Regions from separate parts of the Homo sapiens genome. Here region 2 is linked to region 1. A link is an interaction called in ENCODE POLR2A ChIA-PET data of the cell type or tissue named here. Cell type or tissue: GM12878. All regions are shown on one strand. Each heading gives the region's core, and the rest is flanking DNA. Links, peaks and the distances in the headings are about the cores only. Region 1 overlaps DDX10 (DEAD-box helicase 10). Region 2 overlaps DDX10 (DEAD-box helicase 10).

Evidence for each region. ChIA-PET counts read pairs that join two places held together with the same protein. Peaks named below come from ENCODE experiments on the same cell type or tissue, not always from the same donor. Only the 100,000 strongest peaks of a DNase experiment are listed, where the experiment ranks them.
Region 2: POLR2A ChIA-PET joins it to region 1 with 8 read pairs; 4 of 35 experiments call an interaction of 5 or more read pairs at or near these places.

The regions. Positions count from the first base shown.
Region 1 is chr11:108,827,026-108,833,987 of GRCh38, forward strand. All of the region lies in intron 13 of DDX10 (DEAD-box helicase 10), which reads left to right. Among named protein-coding and RNA genes, the nearest start is that of DDX10, 170 kb to the left of the region's middle. In GM12878, for the core only: no CTCF peak of the experiment used is centred there; no DNase peak of the experiment used is centred there.
Region 2 is chr11:108,893,342-108,900,303 of GRCh38, forward strand. All of the region lies in intron 16 of DDX10 (DEAD-box helicase 10), which reads left to right. Among named protein-coding and RNA genes, the nearest start is that of DDX10, 230 kb to the left of the region's middle. In GM12878, for the core only: no CTCF peak of the experiment used is centred there; a DNase peak (open chromatin) is centred at 2,690.

The sequences.
Region 1 (6,962 bases), core at 2,837-5,336:
GAACAGGGTCAAATACTTTGAAGTTATGTAACTTTGAACAAACTGCTAAATTAATCTAAGCTTTAGTTTTCTAATTAAAAATTTGTAGGAACAAGATTTGACTCACAATTGTTCTGAACATTAAATGAGGTAGTCCATATGTAGTTTATTCACTAATTCTTCTTTCAATCATTATTGAATATTTCCTATATACTAGCCTATCTGTCATACATTGGGGATACAGATAGAATAAAAATTGTCTTAACTCTCATGGGAGTTACAGTCTATTAGGAAAAAGCACAGAAGTAAACAAGTGATTACAATAGGGCTTACTATAATGGGGATGAGAGTGAATGCAGAGTCTGTGTAACAGGCTAATGTAATAGCCATTGACTCAAGAAATTACAGTAACAGAGTTGGGTGGTGGAGGCAGATCTGATTTTCATTTTTCTCTTAATTTACGCATTCCCAAACTTATGCATATGGTCAAGGTTTACTATAGTGTGCTTTCTATTAAACCTTTAAACATAAGATTGGTAAATATGGATATTTTTTAGAAGAAAAATCCTACGAGACTTCTTAAACGATTATAAATTATTTCCATAATTCATAATTTATAAGCGTTGTTTCCTATAATTTTAGTTGATTTCTATTGTGGGCCTTTAATCCTCCTTGTATCTATTGTACCCTTCCCTTGCATTGCCCACCCTGCTCCCCATCCTCCAGCCGAAACTTCTTCTCCTTTAGTCTTGTGTAATTTTAGGACTGTTGCTATAGCCGGTATGTTTGTCTTAGCAAATTAATACTTGTGTAGGAATTCTGAAAAGACAAACTTTGTTCCTGTAATAACATTTTAAGTTGATGCCATATTTTCATTGGCTCTTAAATTTTAAAATTTCATCTTTATTTGTGGTAGAAGACACATAACATAAAATCTACTATTTTAACCATTTTAAAATGTGCAGTTCAGTAGTGTTAAGTGCATTCACATTGATGTACAACCAATCTCCAGAACTTTTCATTTTTCAGATCTGAAACTCTATACTTGTTATGTGGGTCTTAATTTTAAGACTACAGTTCTTACAAAAATTTCACAAACATAATATATTTGCTACTTGCTGGGGGTGGTATTAAGTTTATTATTTGTTTTTAATTTTTTTTTATTTCAACAGGTTTTTGGTGAACAGGCAGTGTTTATTTACATGAATAGGTTCTTTAGTGGTGCCTTCTGAGATTCTGGTGTACCCATCACTGAACAGTGTACACTGTACCCAATGTGTAGTCTTCTCCCTTGCCATCCCCAACCCTTTCCCCCGAGTCTCCAAAGTCCAATGTATAATTCTTAGGCCTTTGTGTCCTTATAAGTTAGCTCTCACATATGAGTGAGAACATTTGATGTTTGGTTTTCCATTACTGACTTACTTTACTTAGAATAATAATCTCCAGTTCCATCCAGGTTGCTGTGAATGCCATTATTTCATTCCTTTTTACGGCTGAATAGTATTCCATTTCTTTATCCACATTTTCTTTTTTTTTGTTTGTTTTTTGTTTTTTGAGACCGAAAAAAATATTTTTCATTTTTCAGATCTGAAACTCTATACCTGTTAGGTGGGTCTTAATTTTAAGACTACAGTTTAATTTTAAGACTATAGCTCCGTCGCCCAGGCTGGAGTGCAGTGGCACAATCCTGGCTCACTGCAACCTCTGCCTCTGGGCTCAAGCAATTCTCTTGTCTCAGCCTCCTGAGTAGCTGGGACTACAGGTGCCTGTCACTATGCCTGGCTAATTTTTGTATTTTTAGTAGAGACGAGGTTTCACCTTGTTGGTCAGGCTGGTCTTGAACTCCCGACGTCAGGTGATCCACCTGCCTTGGCCTCCCAAAGTGCTGGGATTATAGGTGTGAGCCACTGCAGCCTCCCAAAGTGCTGGGATTACAGGCATGAGCCACTGTGCCTGGCCTATCCACATTTCTTTATCCACTCATTGATTGATGGGCGTTTGGGTTGGTTCCATATTTTTGCAGTTGCAAATTGTGCTGCTATAAGCATGAGTATGCAAGTACCTTTTTCATATAATGACTTCTTTTCCTCTGGGTAGATACCTAATAGTGGGATGTCTGGATCAAAAGTACATCAAATGGATCTACTTTTAATTCTTTAAGGAATCTCCACACTGTTTTCTGTAGTGGTTGTACTAGTTTACATTCCCACCAACACTGTAAAAGTGTTCTCTTTTCACTGCATCCATGCCAACATCTATTATTTTTTATTTTTTGATTATGGCCATTGCTGCAGGAGTGAGGTGGTATTGCATTGTGGTTTTGATTTGGATTTCTCTGATAACTAGTGATGCTGAGCATTTTTCCACATGCTTATTGGCCATTTGTATGTCTTCTTTTGAGAATTAGCTATTCATGTCCTTAACTTTTTGATGGAATTTTTTTTTCTTGCCGATTTGTTTGAATTCTTTGTAGATTCTGGATATTAGGCTTTGTTAGATGTATAGATTGTGAAGATTTTCTCCCACTCTGTGGGTTGTCTGTTAACTCTGCTGATTTCTTTTGCTGTGCAGAAGCTTTTTAGCTTTAATTAAGTCCCATCTATTTATCTTTGTTTTTGCTGCATTTGCTTTTGGTTGGTCATAAAGTCTTTGCCTAAGCCAAGTCTAGAAGGGTTTTTCCGATGTTATCTTCTAGAATCTTTATGGTTTCAGATCGTATTTAAGTCTTTGATCCATCTTGAGTTGATTTTTGTGTAAGGTGAGAGATGAGGATCCAGTTTCATTCTCCTACATGTGGCTTGCCAGTTATACCAGCACTATTTGTCGAATAGTGTGTGCTTTCCTCACTTTATGTTTGTTATCTTTGTAAGCACTTGGCTTTATTTCTGGGTTCTCTATTCTGTTTAATTGGTCTATGTGCCTATTTTTATACCAGTACCATGCTGTTTTGGTGAATATGGCCTTATAGTATAGTTTGAAGTTGGATAATGTGATGCCTCCAGACCTGTTCTTTTTACTTAGTCTTGCTCTGGCCACACAGGATCGTTTTTGGTTCCATATTAATTTCAGGATTGTTTTTTCTAGTTCCATGAAGAATTATGGTGGTATTTTGATGGGAGTTGCATTGAATTTGTAGATTGCTTTTGACAGTATGGTCATTTAAAAATATTGATTCTACCCATTTATGGGCATGGGATATGTTTCCATTTGTGTCATCTGTGATTTCTTTCAGCAGCAGTGTTTTGTAGTTTTCCTTGTGGTTTTTCACATCCTTGTTTAGGTATATTTCTAAGTATTTTACGTTTTTTTGCAGCTATTCTGAAAGAGGTTGAGTTCTTGATTTGATTCTCAGCTTGGTCACTGTTGGTGTATAGCAGTGCTACTTTAATTTTGTATCCTGAAAGTTTGCTGAATTCATTTACCGGTTCTGGGAGCTTTTTGGATGAGTCTTTAGTGTTTTCTAGTTATACAATCATATCATCAGCAAACAGCGACAGTTTGATTTACTCTTTACTGATTTGGTTTCCCTTTATTTCTTTCTCTTGTCTCATTGCTCTGGCTAAGACTTCTAGTACTGTGTTGAATAGAAGTGGTAAAAGTGGGCATCCTTGTCTTGTTCCAGTTCTCAGGGGGGGAATGCTTTCAACTTTCTATGTTTAGTATAATGTTAGTTGTGGGTTTGTTGTAGATGGCTTTTATTACATAGATTGGCTATGTCCCTTCTTTGCTAACTGTGCTTAGGATTTTCATCATAAAGGGGTGATGGATTTTGTCAAATGCTTTTTCTGCATCTATTGAGATAATCATGTGATTTTTGTTTTTGATTCTATTTATAGTTTATTACAAAAAGATTTTGTAGATGGCTTTAAAACAAAATATCAAATAGTGTGTTCTTAATTTATACCATAAAGTTAGAGAATATTTGAATTACTGTAATTCATTTGATTTAGGGTGACTGAGGCATTATACTTTGATAGCAGCTGGGCTTGCTTTTTCTTTTTTAAATCATAAACAAGTTCTATTAGAGTTTGGTTATTTAGCCAATAGAAATGTGTATAGTTAAATATGTTTGGACTTTGGGGAAACAGTGTTTATCAATCTTAAGAAATACTCTTATCGGGCTGGGCATGGTGGCTTACGCCTGTAATCCCAGCACTTTGGGAGTCTGAGGTGGGTGGATCACGAGGTCAAGAGATTGAGACCATCCTGGCCAACATGGTGAAACCCCATCTCTACAAAAAATATAAAAATTAGCCAGGCGTGGTGGCAGGCACCTGTAGTCCCAGCTATTCGTGAGGCTGAGGCAGGAGAATCGCTTGAACCCAGGAAGCGGAGGTTGCAGTGAGCTGAGATCGAGCCACTGCACTCTTCCCTGGCGCCACTGCACCCCAGCCTGGTGACAGAGCGAGACTGTCTCAAAAAAAAAAAAAAAAAAAAAAAAGAAATGCTCTTATCTTTCATAGGAGTGGCTTCAGCTATAATAGGTAATCTTAAAGATTTTCTCCAGTGTTGACTCTTCTTTATTTTGTTGGTTTACTTCACTTTTAGATAAAATGGTTTTCATTATAAATTATTAGTTGGCCCAAATGGGAGCTACTTTAAGGAAACATAAAAATCTGATTTCTTTGGACTGTCTTTAATTCTAACTTTTATTTTCCTGTGATTTTTGCTTTTCATTTAAAATATCATTTTTTAACAATAGTTTTATTTTCTTTTGTAGGATATGTAGTAGTAATGCTTATATTAGTTTTTTTCATTGATTATATTTTGAATTTTCTTGTAGCCAATGTTAGCTAACATGGTCCTTATGATAAGAACCATTATTGGTTTTGTGACTGGTGGTGGCAGCAGTTCTTTTATCTTCCAGATTATTTCCAGTAACTTTCTACACCTATCATAGGACACTGAGAGTGACTACCAATTTTGTATTTTATGATACTTTCCTTTTAGCTTTTTAAAGTCTAGCATACGTGTTGTAGAAGAGGTGCAAATAGAAATGAAAGTCATATTTTGATGTTTTACATATTGTCAGCTAATCTTTCATTGTATTTCTTAGGGCTGCTATAAATTTCATTCTTGTACCAATAATACAAAATCTTGTCAAAAAATATAACTCCTATCTAATAATAGATATATTTTATATTTTTTGTTAATGAATTGAAGTATAAAAAGTAATAACACTCTATTTCTTGTCCAAGAGTCATTTTTTTAAAAATTCTAAAAAAGTAAAATCTGCACTTTAAGAAGTTAAATTTAGTTTTTAAAAATCTTCTAGTTGGAAAACTAAAGTTTGGTACACACCCAGAAAACATTTACTAAAATTGATTACATAAATTAAAAACTTCATCTTCACAAAAACCAAATCATAGCGAAATAACAAGATTACCTTGTATGGCAAAAGTCTAAATATAAATAATGAGATGTGGAAAACTACTGAAGCATTGTTAACAAATGAAGAGATTTCACAACTTGATAAATTAAATGCCAGGAATTCATTAGAAATACTGGCAGATAATACAAATGGTGCATAGAAAAATAATGCCTTTGAAAAGATGTTCTGTCATACGTAAAATAATACAACTGCAACTTAAAACTTCCCCGAGGTACTCTGTTTCACCTAGTTGATTGGCAACATAAAGCCTAATAATATACTTAGCTGCAGATGCAGTAAATCAATTCCTTATAAATCTTTGGTGGGAATATAAGTTTGTATAACTTTGGGAGGATTATTTGGAAATATATTTCAAAATTTAACTATACATACTCTTTGAGCACTTTCACTTTTAGAAACTTAACCTGGATATATAAAAGCACATGTGTATGAATAGATATAATCAAGGCTTTTAATTGCTGGAGGTAACTCTTTTAGTAACTTCATGTTTTTCCTGTGTACTTGAATATGAATGGAATCTCTCTGGAAGGATACAGAAGCTGCTAACAGCACCTGATCCTTAGGAGAGAAACCGAGGTTGCTGAAGAGGACATGAAAAACAACCTTTTAACTTAAGTACAATTTACAGAATACATGTGCATGTATTACCTGCTAAAGTTAATATTAAAAAGAATGACGTGGAACTAAGACTCTCTTGTCAGCCATGTGTAAAATACACCATCAGTGGACAGCACAGGTGTTTAGCACATCACTGATGTGCTGGTGATGCCACAGTGTGTTAGCGTTTGCCACTCAATTCAAACATCTCTCCCTCAAAAGGAAGTTCCTTGACATGCTCTTCTCACCCCTGACTACCTAGGACAGTCATATTCATTTATTCTGTGTATTTTTTCTAAGATTATATATATAATTAATGTTTTGTTCTAGTTGTTTCATATCTTTTTCCATAGATAGAGTTGGGCTCTGTGAAGGCTGGGAGTCCACCCCTCTTGCACTGCTGCGTCCTCACTATGTAGTATGATGCCTTGGATGGCGCTGACATTTGCAGCATCTTTGAATGAGTGAAGAATAATTCTAGAGTATCAGACAAAGCCAGAGCCTAACAGGAAAATATGATAAGCCTCTTCTCACCCATGTGGGCATTTCTGTTCCTTCTAACAGTGGCTTCCCTAAAACAAATAAAAAGTTTTACTTCTTCAGGGGGGCAGGACACAGAACTCTTTCAGAAACCAATATAAACCATAAAAGGCAGAGATGCAAATACCTCTACATTTTGTCATGTAATTTTAGTGGCTTCATGGATTTCCCTAAAGCTCTTCAACTTGACCACCTCACTTAAGGATCCACTCTGCAGGATTGTTTTTTTTGACCTTTATTCCACTGACAATTTTTGGTTTCATTTTTCTGATTTTTCCCCCTTCTTTCTAGACTGGGCTATTGTGTTTTATGAACATTTTCAAATGTACAGAAAAGTAGTAAGAAGTATACTTTTGGACACCCAAACGCCCAACATTCCACCATTCATATTCTACAGTTAACCTTTTACTGTATTTCTCTCTGTCTTTCTTTGCTTTTTTGAAACAGTATCTTG
Region 2 (6,962 bases), core at 1,698-4,197, 65 kb after region 1:
AAAACCCAAAGATTTGGGTTCTAGCTCTACTACCGTATTTTTCTACTAATCCTATAATTTTCTTATCTGTAAAATGTGAAATTCTAACAGATTTTCATTCATTCATGTTTTCATTCATTAAATATGTGCTAGACATTGTTATTGTTAATTTTTAAATGTTAACCCATAAATAATGATATTGTTCCTTCTCATAATTATGCACCATGTTTGTGTTTTCCTTATAGCAGTTTATTTTCCTTATTTTTTTGGAGGGAAAAAATTACCTTAAAAAAAAAACTGCACGAAATAAACTGTCTTTCAAATATGTCATCGCCAGAGATTGTAGTCTCAAATATTTATCTTTAAATAATTACATATGGATAGGTGATTTAATCTTAGTCTAGCAGCTCAATGATGTATGGAAATTCTTTTTGTCAGTCCCACCGGGGGAGCATTGATTGCTAAACAGAATATTGGGGACTGATATGCAAGATTAGGTATTTCTTTTCTCCAGAGAAAGTAATAGAAAATAGAAATTTCATGCAAATGTATGCAGTGGATAGTTAGTTATGATTCCCAAGTATTCATCTACCCAAAGTAAATGTCTCCTGTGCAAACAAAATATTTTCTTTGATTTTGTCATGCTGAATGGAAAACTGATTATATTAAATGTTCCCCTATCGAAGTCCACTTGTAAATGACTGCAGCAAACTGTAAAGGGATGGAATAGAGAATTTCAGCACTTGAAGGTTTTCACTGCACAAATGAATTTTATGAAAATCTAATGATCAGATGTTAATTATGAACTAGTTAATTGGTTTTCTTGATTAAAAAAGAAAGGTGAGAGCATGAGAATAATACACTTTGCATGTTTTAGCAGTGGAGATAGTAGATTGGCACTTAGTTTTCAGATAACAGGAAGACTAAGAATTAGGTAATAGTGCAATTGAAATACCTTTATGCATTCTCATTGTCTTTAAGGTGAAGGTGGTAAAGATGTAGGAAATTGATAGTTACTAAAACGTTCATCCTTTCTAATACACTTGAGATGGAGATTCTTCAGCAGAATATTAAAAGATGTGTTTATACACTTTAAAGTGAGTTATCAGTCTTTTTCCTGATTATAAGCCATTGCTTGTTATGTGCTACAGATCATGACTAATTTTAATGTGTAATTCGGATGAATTAAATGTGAAAGTAGAAGCCTAAAGTGAATAATGGAGCAGATTTAAGAAAATTATCATGGCATATCTTAGAGCCATTTCTTTAATTTTTGTAAACACAAACTTAATTCTTCTGTTGCCGAAGTGTCATGGGAAAATAACAAAGTCAATAGAATTCAAAATGCAAAACGTTAAAAATGGTATTTTGCTCATATGGGCATACTCTTTTGTGTTCTTTTGTAAAATACTTTGTCATAAAAAATTAAAGCCTTCAGTAAAGGACAACTATGTGACTTTTTAATAAAATAGTTATTATGAAATTTTGAGGGCACTCGGGCATTTTATAACTCATTCTCATTTTTGAAGAGGAAAAACGTCCTTTACTACTGGAAAGAGTATTATAAGTGATTGCTTTTTTCCCTTTTTTTTAAAACGGAAATTTCTCACATAACCTAGGTAGAAACTTTTGTAGGAAATTGGATTTGTAGTTGGCATTTGCTCTGTTCTATATTTTAGATCATAACTACTTTGGACAATTTCAAAATAAAAAGATGGAATTTTAGGCAACTTGTAATTTAAGTTCAGCCAGGTTTGAAATATCTGCTGTGATTTATAGAGACAAGCTTTGACCTGGCTAATTAACAAAAGCGCATACTAGGGCCAATCTTACAAATGCTTGGACAGTAAAATTAACTCCGTTTTAAAAGGTGTAGGTATTCTCTTAAACTCTTCAGGAAACTTTGCCAGAGCATTACATATCATCACTGAATAAGTGATTTTTTTTTTTGCTTGTACTTAAGGTGTGATTTGTTTCTTCTGAGTTATTAGTTCCCTTGTGTTATATCCAAGTCTCCTTTGGGTATAAACTCAGTCAAAAAAAAAGCTCATTAGTCTCTTATTAAGTGATCTTTTCCTAAACTCTGAGTGTTATTTCCTAGCAGGTATTAAGGATTCACTAGTTTTCCTTTTGTTGCATATTATATCATGACTAGATCCCAATTTAGTTTTCAGACCATAAAGGACTTATATTTCTATATTTCAGTAATACATATCAATATTGATTTTAACGTCTTATAAAATTAATACCTTCTCTATATCTTTACTGGGATTTTTGAAAGATGTAACTAATAATACAAGTTTACTTAATAATATTGTTGTAGCACTAGTCTTTAGTAATTGTCACCAAAAATATTTGAGGAATTTTAACCCAAAATTCAGTAGTTCTGATTAATACAGAGCTAGTAGCAGAGGAAAGATCACAAGTCCTATTTTAATAGCGTAGATGCCCAGATACCAACCACATATGAGGCTTCTGTTCCAATTGTCCTGCTTTCAGAAAATTCAGGAAAGTGTTTTCAGACTAATGAAAAGTTATCAGCCTGCTGCCCAGAATACTAAATTGTTTTCTTCCTTTGTGGTGATAGTTTGTGATTTGAAATAAACCATTTATGCCAAAAAGAAAGTTATATCAACTTCCTCTTTGTGGCAATTCACTATTTACCAAGCAGGACTGGAATGTTTGTATACATCGTGCCACCCAAATGTAATCGTTCAGAGGAAGTGACTCAGAACTTTAAGATGCAAATTAATTGAAAGTGACTTTAGTAGGAGATCCACTTTGCCGTGACTGTATTATCCATCTTAGATCATAGGCGTAAGAATTGTTACTTACATACATCTACTATGAATTGTTATAGAGCAATTCTTGTTAGTTATTTATATATTCTAAAGAGTACTGACAATGGACACCGATACATTTAAAAGCAAAACAAATGAACAAGCATGCTTGTGAATCCAACGTGGCAGATCTCTGTAGCCCCTTAATGGTATTTAGAACTGGTGATTTTTTTAAAGCATTAGTCCTTCACATATTTTTTTTTTTCTTCCTGCCAATGCGTGTTTTAACTGTACTCTCTAGGCTTATTGTGGAAGGAATTGGTTTAGGCACATTTTCTGTGGTGTGTTATTGTGAGTGATAATAAATGCATATACTGGTATCTGTTTAGTTGCCAGTCTCCTTTAGCTCAGGATGCTAACCCATACATGTTTTAGATTTGGAAGTTGTCTGATTGGTACTGTATTATAAAACAATCTAGAGTTTATTGTAGCAAGAGCATTCCTGGTTTTTAGCAGAATATTCACTGAGTTCTGTTTGAAATCATAATCATTCTGTAACTGATACATATTTAGAGGAATTCAAGCCAGTTTGGTATTATACATCTGTCCTCATATCTTAGTTGCTTCTCTGATAGGAAGGAAAGGTAATTTTTATTGAGTGCCTTCCTTGTACTGAATGCTTGGTACACATATAATCCTTACATGATAGTGACATTGTCTGGCCTTGACTAGAAGACTAAGAAACTAAGTGTTTCAGTTGACTGGGGGGAAAAAAAATCCCTGTAGAGAAATAGGATCCAAAAGAGAAAAAGTAGAAAGACTTTTTTTTTTTTAAGAAAAAAATGATAATCCAAATATCAGCTTTTAATTAAGCTGACTTTTGACCATAGAGCTCTTTCAAAAACTTTTTAAAAAATTTCTTATTACACTTTAGCTGAGAGAAACAGCTAACATTCCTGGCTTTTTAACTTCTTTAAACTGAAGGTACCTTCCAAGTGACTCAACACCAAAAACAATAAACCTTTTATGACTTAACCAAGGAAGCACAAATTATCTCCAAAGAGGCGGAAAGCAGGCCTTACAAGATCCAGGACCACCCCCAAAGACAGTTCAAAGAAAGCAAAGTTTGACTAGCTGCAAGCAGGGGACAACCCATGTTTTTGCTTGGCAATATTCTCTAGGGTCTCAGCTTCCCAGCTGACTCTCCACACAAAGGCCTGACAACTGTGTGCCCCATGGATGGATGATTAAAGGAGACAGTGAGATAGGAAATCAAAAGCTGTCCATGGAAGGGAAAAAGATCAATAACAAATGGGTACCCAAAAAGTTGAGTCACACAAATATCAAACCCATTTTAAAAATAAATGTTTCTTTTTTCTTTCCCCTTTTGTGTTAAAGGATTTACGTCTCCAAGGGACTAGTTCCTTGGCAGGGAATCAAACTTCTAGGCCGCCAAGGTGAGAGTGTGGAATTTTAACTGCTAGACTACAAGATGGAGTGGCGTTCTTTGCAAATCCCGCAGGGGACCCGAGGCAGGTAGTTTGAACGTACAAAGGATTTTAACTTTGTTTTAAATCTGATTTCTGCTTTTTTTTTTTAAGAGACAGTCTAAGGCTAGCCATGACACTAATATATGTCTTTCTTTCAGTTTGATCCTCCCATAAATACAAATAAGGCAACTGCTGATAATGTGAGTTCTCCGGAGTCTTTTTCAAATACAGAAGTCTTTTTAATTCAAAGGAACCATCTTCCAGCCACTGACAATTAGGATTTCCAATGGTGTATTATTCTAGTATCAACTCAATCCAATAAGCCTCTTCATGGAAAGCCCATGAAGTAATTTTCTAGGTTTCGAATAAAATTTTACCGTATAAGCAAAAGCTGTTCCTAGAGAGGGTATAGAAGAGATAGTTCCCATGATCCTCCAAAAAGTTCACTCCCCGAAATAGGCTAAGAAAGAAAAAAACTCTTGTTGCCACAGAAGTCAAGGATAACATTTGTATATACAGTGCCTCCAGTATCCCACAAATTTGTGAGGGGGCTGCCCATCACAGACCCATTAATCCATGACACTGGGTAGGCCCACCTAGGATTGGACTTTCCCAGGACTAACCAGACAAAAAGAATCGAGCCTTTTTGTCTGGACTAACCAGACAAAAAGAATGACAAAAGCCCGCTATGGATGGGACTTAAGACAAACTCTCCTGAGGTCTTGGCATATTCAGAACAAAGAGTAGGCTGCTTAATATGTTACATGTCTCGGAGTTCCCAGTCTTTTCAGGCTGGCCACCAGACATGACCGAAAAATCATGTCCCCTAGAGGGTGGAAACCAAGAGCAGGTATTCCTGTTTGGTCACAAAGCAAGCTCTCAAGGATGTAAAATAAGATGAGAGGGACGCTTTATAACAAATGACACAGAAAGACAGAGACAGCTGAAAAGCTATTTGTGGGAGGAAAAGGATCAGACAATATGAATATTCATGTTGAAAATACACCAGAATTTCTACACCCAAGTCAAGTCATACCAATAATTTTCTCCCATTAATCAAAATTTTGGAGAAAAAAAAAAAAAAAACAAGCGAGATTTCTACCATCCACTCAACCAGATTCCATATACAGAGACTGGGAGCCTGACTGGTAAGAAATACTTACACTCTTGCTAGCTTGTCAGGCTCTAGGTTCACTTGAATGTGGCGTCCAGAAGAGCAGAGGGGCTTTGGTATCCTGCTCACAGTGTCAAAAGAGTAGGGGCAAATAGAGAACTTCCCCTTTGCCTTCTGAAGGTTTGTTGAAAGTCAGCTGACAAAAGGTAGATTAATAGAAGAAATGGCATGCCAGTTTATTAATGTACACACATTTGCATGGGAGTCATACAAAATATGAACTGTGTGTGTTAATCTCTTCAAGCAAGCCACCAGAAATCCTAGTATTTTCAAATGTGCATTGAACACAAGAAAGTTCAGAATTTCAGCTGCAACTTCGTGTCTCTGCGTTATCTCTCAATCTCTATTTTATTCTCACTTTCTCACTTTTCAACTGCCTGTAGTTTCTGATCATATAAATGCACTGGTCTATATCAATCCCTTTTCTCTGCAGTAGTTCTGGAACTATCTTTATTGGGTTTTTTTTTTCTCCTCCCCCCAACCCCCCGTGTTAAGTTATAAATTACTTTGATTTTTCCAAGTGGCATTTCTTAACATTATAATCCTGGGATGAAATTTATGATGCCTGAAGACAGATTTTAAAACCAATTACAGAGATCTCAAGAGTGTATTGAATATGCTTGTTCCCATACTTTTGCATTTCAAAATAAACAGGAAAAGAGGGAGATATATGGTGTTGCCACCTGTTTATATTTTCACATTAGAAACACTTCAAAGCATGCACAGCTACCTTTTTTTTTTTTTGTAAAAAGAAAATAAAATAGAAAAAGATAATAGAATACAAGGAAGTGCTTTCATATGATAGTTGGTACCTTTGTGTCACCATAAAGACATGCACAGCAATATTAGAATTATTTTGTCATCCTAAACTTTACCTTTACCTGGTGATACAGTTTGAATATATGTCCCCACCACATCTCATATTGAATTGTAATCCCCAATGTTGGAGGTGGGGGCAGATGGGAGGTGTTTGGGTCACAGGGGCAGATTCCTCATGGCTTGGTGCTGTCCTCGCAATAGTGAGTGAGTTCTCATGAGACCTGGCTGTTTAAAAATGTGTAGTACCGTGTCAGGTGCTGTGGCTGACGCCTGTAATCCCAGCACTTTGGAAGGCTGAGATGGGTTGATCACCTAAGGTCAGGAGTTCGAGAGCAGCCTGACCAACATGGTGAAACCTCATCTCTACTAAATACAAAAAATTAGCTGGGCATGGTGGCACATGCCTGTAATCCCAGCTACTTGGGAGGCTGAGGCAAGAGAATCGCTTGACCCAGGAGGCGGAGGTTGCAGTGAGCTTAAAATGCGTCACTGCACTCCAGCCTGGACAGCAAGAGCAAAACTCTGTCTCAAAAAAAAAAAAAGTGTGGTTCTTCCGTCCTCCCCTCGCTCCTGTTCTTGCCATGTGAGACACTGGCTCTCCCTTTGCCTTCCACTGCGATTGTAAGCTTCCTGAGACCTCACTAGTGTGATGCTTCTTGTATAGCCTGCAGAATTGTGAGCCAATTAAACCTCTTTTCTTATAAATTACCTGGTCTCAGG